2 separate regions of the Homo sapiens genome follow, and region 1 is linked to region 2. Evidence: chromatin contacts called from ENCODE Hi-C or POLR2A ChIA-PET data. All regions are on one chromosome and are shown on one strand. The core of a region is the stretch at or near the end of the contact, and the rest is flanking DNA. Distances in the headings are between cores, read along the strand shown.

The links. Hi-C counts contacts between places; a loop is a spot of excess contacts on that map. ChIA-PET counts read pairs that join two places held with the same protein, here RNA polymerase II (POLR2A). Pooled maps may share reads with other maps.
Region 1: a map of MCF 10A shows a loop between it and region 2 (4-fold over the local background). The contact joins the promoter of RIC8B here to the enhancer-like site in region 2. A Hi-C loop is called at or near these places in 1 of 168 maps with a recorded cell type or tissue (MCF 10A) and 8 of 50 pooled maps. POLR2A ChIA-PET finds 5 or more read pairs at or near these places in 1 of 52 experiments (WTC11).

The regions. Positions count from the first base shown.
Region 1 is chr12:106,772,448-106,776,084 of GRCh38, forward strand. RIC8B (RIC8 guanine nucleotide exchange factor B) reads left to right here and starts at 2,235. Exons shown (of 10, transcript NM_001330145.2): 1 at 2,235-2,382. The coding sequence starts at 2,299. It overlaps LOC100287944 (a long non-coding RNA gene), which reads right to left and starts at 2,384. Exons shown (of 4, transcript NR_040246.1): 1 at 2,243-2,384. RefSeq lists enhancers at 1,384-1,935, 2,706-2,755 and a silencer at 2,146-2,375.
Region 2 is chr12:106,225,594-106,229,726 of GRCh38, forward strand. No RefSeq gene overlaps it. Among named protein-coding and RNA genes, the nearest start is that of CKAP4, 20 kb to the right of the region's middle. Within about 2 kb of position 2,163, at least 13 of the 41 ENCODE cell types and tissues checked have a DNase peak (open chromatin) inside an H3K27ac peak, as active enhancers do.

The DNA.
Region 1 (3,637 bases), core at 985-3,484, 550 kb after region 2:
CAGAGACCTTCTAAAAGAATTCTAAAGAGAAACATCTCTACGGAAATAAGATACTTTGTGCTCGTTTAATATCGTCTCTGGGAGACCCTTGCTCCAAAAATAAATATATGGATACCCCCAAAGCACTTAATTCTGTACTGGACACAGAGCAGGCACCCAAATACTTTGTTAACAGCTCTCAGTTTTTGTCCCAGTTCTTGTTACTTAACTCATCTGACCCTGTTTTCTTATCTATAAAGTGGGAACAATACCTTCCCCAATGATCCATTGAGATTAGAAGTATTAAAAAGTTCTGTAAACTGTTAAAAACAATTGCAAGATGTTACTATTAGCTTAGAAAATTAGCTAACTATTCCATGACCTTACTAAAATGTGCTTTTTGGAGAGATGGATTAAAATCTTTCTGACTTAATTTATTACAGAGCACCTACCCCAATGCCTGACTCAAATATGCTCAATAAATGTTTGCTGCATGGAAAGTATAATATACAGAAAGACCAAAAGCTCCATAAACTCAGGTCCCATGTTCGTTCTTATTTCCGAATTCCCAGTATCTAGCAGAATATCTACCACAGCATAGAAGAAATTCAATCATTAGATAAATAAACTTTTGCCCCCTCTAGTTCCTCTTCAGCACAGCTCAAGAGGGAGAGACTGGTAGGGGAGACATCAAGGATGATTATGGGTAAAGGCTGCTTGGAATGGAAAACTTGAAATTACTTGGAGAATTCATCCACTTTCCATCAAAAAAAAGCTTGGGAGAGCAGAAAGAGCACAGGCTCTGAGTTCAAATTCAGTTTCCAAAAATCTGCAATTTTGATAAATTAACCAACTAACCTCTCCAAGACTCAGTTTCCTCATCTTAAAATGAGAATAACTCATATGGGTGCTCACTAGAATGGAAGCTCCATGAAGGCAGGGACTTTACTTTGGGCCCACTGTATCCACACTGCATTTAACAGCACCTGGGCACAGCACAGGCTCTCAAATATTTGTTGAATGAATGTGTATGAAATTGATTGAGCTAACACAGGTGAAGTATTAACAGAGTGCCTGACACGTAATTACCACCGGGGCAATGGGAATCTTTGTCATCACCACCACCGCTACTGTATCGGTATTATTACAGTTCCCGGAGGTCGTAGAGCGGCCGCTTCGGGGGGAAAGGCCTGGTTTCAAACCTCGACTTTCCCATTCTCTGGCCGTGTGACTTAGGATAAATTACTGAAACTATTCGGGTTCCTTTTTATTTCCACAAAAATTTGTGTTGGGAGAATTAGAGGATATAGGGAAATTACCTAAGAGAGTCTGGAGCCCCGGTGGCACGAGATGCATGCTAGAGATTAGTATTAAGGCAGAAAATCGCCGAGTCCTCTTTTATCCAGATAACTGCCTTCAATTATTTCCCACATTACTGTAGCTGAGTACATAACAAGAACGCAAATAAGGGTGGAAGGAATTCCCGAGACCGAAACCGCTAAATGAGAAAAGGGAATTAAACCGTGCTTGACAGTTCCCACCAAGGGATGGCAGTTTCCGCGACCGTCGGCCAGTCCAGCCAGCCCAGCCAGCCGAGACTGAAGCAGGACAGTCAGCGACATAACGAACAAAACCGAAGCAGACGCTTAGACCCTCCCTCTAACGGTCTCCCCGCCGCTGGCCTCAGGCGGCCGCCAGACTCCCGTTTCCGGCCCTCGCGGTACCACAGTTCCCAGCATGCCCTTGGCGGGAATTCTTTCCGGCTGGATGACTACCAATCCCAGCATGCCATTCGGCACGCCAGTAAATTAGATGGAAGAGCGGGATAGCCCCATTGCATGCAGGGAATTGCAGTCCATTTAGCGGCTGGTTCATAGATGGGCGGGGAAGAGCCGGGTTGCTCTAGTCCTTTGAGAATGATTCATAGAGGAGGGTCAGGAAAGAAGAACGGTTCAGTCTGTGAAAGCCCCCTTAAAAGACTGGACAGTTCTCCGAGGGAGGGAGAGGCAGGAGAGCAAGCAGGGCCTTGGGCCTGACTCCGCCTCGGTCCGCTAGCCAGGCCTCGACCGAGTCCTGGGCCTTGTCAGGGGCGGCCGTGAGGCGCCGGTTGCTGGGGGAGCGGTGACGTCGCGGGGTGAAAGTTGAGGGGCGGTGACGTCGGGCCGGCCCGGGCGGAGGCTGGCGGGTTGGAGGCAGGACGGAGGGAGGGAAAGAGGGAAGGAAGGAAGCTGGGAAGGAGCGAGCGGGGGCGCGAGGCGTTTACCTGGAGGCAGCGGCTTGGGCGCGCAGAGCGGCCGCGGCTCCCCCGCACCTGCGGCCATGGATGAGGAGCGCGCCCTCTACATCGTCCGGGCCGGCGAAGCAGGGGCTATCGAGCGGGTCCTGAGGGATTACAGCGACAAGGTAAAGAGTCCTGGCCCCGGGCGTGCGGTATCGCACCCCCGGGCCGCCCTCCGTGCTTGCACATCGCATCCTTCCCCACCCCCCTCATTCCGGGGATGCGCATTGCTCTCCCCCGAAAACGTTTCCGGCTTGGGCATGCGTGTTTGTGCCCCCAGCCTTTTCCATCCATGCATCCTGCATCCCACTACCCCCACTGTAGCGCCCACTCCTCTGATTCCTGGCCCAGCAGCTTGACCTCCGGTCCTCCTCTCAAGCGTGCAAGTCACACCCCCGGAATCCGTAGATGTGCATCTGTGCCCCGTGCCCCACTCCTGGATGCATAAATGCATGAGAGGCTTCCTCACCTGTATAGCATAAAAATACGTGCTTCCCTGCATAAACACGGCCCTTGACATGCATCAAATGTATCAGCAACGATGGCAGTTTCTATACGTTTAGCACTGTACGGTTTTCAAGGCATTGATGTCTCATCTATGGTCTCCTTTGATCCTCAGAGTGTTTATAGGGTAGATGGTATCATCCTCCCCATTTTATAGATGAGGAAACCGAGGTGCAAAGAGCTGAAATCACGCCCAAGGTCATGGACATATAATGTTGTAAGTGGGTGGAGAATGTAACTCCTAATGATACCTGTTATTTGTATCGCATTAACAGCTTTCCTATCCATTATCTTATTTAATCTTACAGCAATCCTGTGAGGTATTATCTGCATTTTGCAATTGAGACTCTAGATTGGTTAAGTAACTTGCCCAAGGTCATACTTGGAGCTGGTATTCCAGTTTAGTTCTTTCCACTTCACAACTCTGCGTAAAAGAGTATCTTGTTATAAATCCCAGTCACTTCTCAGAACCTCTTTCCAAGAACCGTTAGCTCTTCATTACTTTTCCTTCCAGGAATTTTACATGCTCACTTCAAAAGATAGCCTACCACACCTTTATCCTTTGGTTTAGAAGACTGCTTTATAGGAATGACTGGCGACTCCCTTCTGTGAAAACACACCCAACACCAAGTCACAACCTAGCTGTTAATGTTTTTCTTTCTTTTGCCCCCGTACATCGTCTCCCCTTCAGTGTTTGCTTTGTGTCCACCACTGCATCCATCCACTTTGTATTACTGACAATTGGTGTCTTATTTTTGAATCTTTTCCACCCGGGGCAGAAATGGCATACTGGTGGCTGAATTCCCGTTTAATCTTCCCAACAACCCTGGGAGGAGAGTGATGGTATTCCCCAATTCACAAATGATAAAATTTAGA
Region 2 (4,133 bases), core at 913-3,412:
ACTTAAGTAACTGTCCCGATGTCAGACAGATAGAATATGCCATGGCTGGGAACTCAAATAGTAAGGCTCAAAAACTCAACTTATCCAATTTCTTATCTTTTTTTTTTTTTTTTTTTTTGAGACAGGGTCTCACTTGGGCTAGAGGGCAGTGCTGCCGTCATGGGTCACTGCAGCCTTGACTTCCCAGGCTCAAGCAATCCTCCCACCTCAGCCTCCTGAATAGCTGGGTCTACAGACATGCATCACCACACCCGGCTAATTTTTATATTTTTTGTAGACATGGGGTTTTCCGCCATGTTGCCCAGGCTGGTCTCGAACTCCTGGGCTCAAGCAATCTGCCTGCCTTGTCCTCCCAAAGTGCTGGGATTACAGGCACAAGCCACTGCACCTGGCCAGAACCCAGTGTCTTAACCACCAGTACTATACACACAGTACAAGTACATAGTTGTATCCTGGGACATTATGGGAAGCTGATTTTATTACTATGGGAAAGGGAGTATGGTTTAACAGACAAAAAGCAGGCCTTATTAGAGACAAACAGAGTCCGAGTCCTGCTGCTACCACAGACTGCGTGCTCCCAGAGCAAATTAATGACCATTTCTTAGTGTCTGATCAGTAAATCAGAGACAACCACTTTTACTCCCTGGGATAATCGTCAGGGTAAGCGAGATGATAAATGTGTTCCACCTAAAGCATGACATCAAACACAAAACACAATTATGGGTGACTATTACTTAAGTGAAGGACTAAGCATCCAACATTTGACTTGCCTTATTTAAAGGGCGCCACTTGCACTTTTTTTTTTTTTTGTCCTTTTTGAAACAGAGTCTCACTCTGTTGCCCAGGCCGGAGTGCAGTGCTGTGATCTCAGCTCACAGCAACCTCCGCCTCCCAGGTTCAAGCGATTCTCCTGCCTCAGCCTCCCGAGTAGCTGGGATGACAGGCACGTGCCACCACGCCCAGCTAATTTTTTGTGTTTTTAGTAGAGATGGGGTTTCACCGTGTTAGCCAGGATGGTCTCGATCTCCGGACCTCGTGATCCGCCCACCTTGACCTCCCAAAGTGCTAGGATTACAGGCGTGAGCCACTGCGCACTTCTTAACTAGCTTGACATAGGAACGATAAAGGTCTTTCGGTATCTAAACTTCTACTAACAAAAGATTCATATTAAACAAAACCCTTTATTACCTAAGTTTTCAAAAGGGGCTAATTAGTAGGATAGTATACACATTACAAAAGCATTCATGTCACAGAGAAATACACACATAGGTCTTTTAAATAGTGGATTTCTCTGGTATTTTTAATGGTACAATTGGATTTTATCCCCTTTCTGGAACAAGAGCGAAAAATGAAGAAATCATTCCTGTGATCCCTGACTCTGACACTAGATGGCAATAAATTCTCACTTCAATTATGTTCTCTGGGTTCCTACTGCCACAGTCAGCTGATTTGGGGCTATTCCCCAGCTGAAAGTTCAGGGGCTTGAGCCGCTCTGGATTTTTTACTGGTGCATCCCGGCATCTTCTGAAAGTGAATAGTCTTCACATGAGGTTATCCAAGATGTCAGCCCGGCCCGGCCAACATTCCCCATTTCACCCCAATAAATGAGAAAACATTAATTGTGACCCAGTGTGTGCCGGCCCCCATGGGAGCTACAAACAGACCCTTGGTTAAGACAGAAGCCACCCTGGCCCCTAGAGATCTGCTCACTGTCTAGTCCTTTTTCCCTTAGGCCTCCTCCTGCCCACCCGAGGCTCCAAAAGACTCTTGTGCAATGGTTAAAGTCAAGGAAAGTTGGATCTGGAAGAGAACATGAAGATTACTTTATCTCCCCTCACTTTTCAGATGGGAAAACAGATGGAGGCCCAGAGAAGGAAAGTGAATTATCCTAGGCAGCACAGCCCGGCAGGCCAGCATTCGGACCAGAGTCCTGATTCCAGGTGACTTCCCCCATCCCTGCTGTTCTTGTCACACCATGTGAGAACTCCGTCCTGGAGTGCAAACCAAGATCATACCCGTGAATGGAAGAAAACAAAAAGACCTAGCCTTCTGAGTTTCCATGAAGGACTCTGTGGGACAGGATGTGTCCTCACACCAGCAGCCACACCCAGTTGGTAATGCCTCTTTCAACACAACATCACCAGCTATTTGAACACAGGCCGGGATTTCCCCACAGCCCCATTACCCAACAGGTATTGCTCCTGAGTGTTCGCTGCCACACGCGGGGGCTTGCACAGCAAGGCCAGGCTGCCACACCCCTTCCTGCCAAGAGTGGGTTTTGCTGCCTGCAGCAACTCAACTGCCCTGATTCTTCGCTTACTTCTGAGCATTTTGCATCTGTGCTTAGGCCTGGAGCCAAAACAAATTGTGGGGGATAAGAGAAGAAATTAGGCCCTGTCTTCTTAGCCAGTTAGTGTATGAGCTTGGGTGAACAACTTCTCTGAGACTCAGCCTCCCCATCTGTAAAACAACAGAATTAGATTAGAGCCTTCTCTCAGCCTTAGCTTTCTAAGGCCTGTCACATGGCTACTTAGCTATCATTACTATGAAAAGTAATCATGCGTAAATGCAGCACTTCACGTAATATATGTAGGCGTCATTTGTTTTCTGACCTGTACTAGTTTAACTATTAAAAGTATAAGCTTTTCTCTATGTGTTTCTTCCCCTTTAAAAAAAAAAAGTTTAATTACAAAATATTTCTGACCTATGAAAAGATATCAGGAATATGGGGAGGCCAGGCATGGTGGCTGACACCTGTAATCCCAGCACTTTGGGAGGCCAAGGCAGGTGATCACTTAAGTCCAGGAATTCAAGAACAGAGTGAGCAACAAGGCAAGAACTTGTCTCTACAAAAACACAAAAATTAGCCGGGTGTGGTGGTGCACGCCTGTTAGTCCCGGCTACTACTTGGGAGGCTGCGGTGGGAGAATCACTTGAGCTGGGGAGGTAGAGGCTACAGTGAGCCAAGATCGGCCACCGCACTGCAGCCTGGACGTATATATATCACATATATATATACCATCTCCCCATATTTTTTTATTTTTCTGAACAGAGCAAGACACTGTTCAAAAAAATTGTAAAAATGGGGAGATGGATATATATGTGATACACAAACATAGCAAAGTGTTCATTATAGTATCTAAGTAGTAGATATATGAGTGTCCGCTGGACAATTCTTTCAACTTTGCTGTTTGAATTTTCATAATAAAATATTGAAAGGAGAAAAAATGTATTATGAGTGATATCATGAATACTTAGGTAGCCTCCACTCAGCCTAAGAAATCAAATGATCTGAATTTGGATATTCGGTCTCCTAGTCATTTCTTGGTACTTTCACTACAATGTATAGTATTATTTTACACGGTAAAATGTCTTAGTTTTAAGAATTAAGGAATTTCTGAAGTGTCACACTGTGTATTTTGTCTGCAGCTTATTTTTTCACTCAGCATTTTAGTTGTGAGATTCATCCCCACGATATATGAGATTAGGATTTCTTCCTTTTTGTTGTCGTTTTGAGGTCTATTGTATGAACAAGTGATAGTGGATTTACTGATCTTGTAGCTACTTTCTCGGTGTTTCCACTTTTCTTTCTTCGTAAGCGGCGCTGCTGTGCCCATTCTCTCCACGGCTGCATGTCGCCTTGTGCGCAGGAAAGGGGACACAGTGGTGTTCAGGGGCTCTGTGGAGACACACATGGCCTCTAGCACAAGTGACCTGGGTGTTCAAACTATGTCCTCAGGAACCTGTGTTTTGCCGACTCTTGGTTCTGTTTTCTTCTATGCTGGCCTCATTCTCAGTGGACTCTGCACATGTGGTGGCCTTTAGCAGCCCTGGGCATTTATCCAGCTTGGCAGTCCCGGTGGGCAGAAAGCATCCCTTTCCAGAAAGTTCCAGCAGTAGTCAATGGACTGGATGGCGACCTGTATTCCTCCTGCACAAGTCAAACCAGATTTCTGATTGGCCAAACCTGGGTCATGCACTCAGCCCAGTCAGTCTCATCAAAGCCAAATGGACTGAGAGTGGGGAAGGGGTGATTCCCTAACAGAAAACAGAGAAGTGGTCACCAAATGAAGGAGGACTGGATGCTGGGCAGGCAACAACACATGTCCAGGACCCAGCAGTCCTCATGTGGT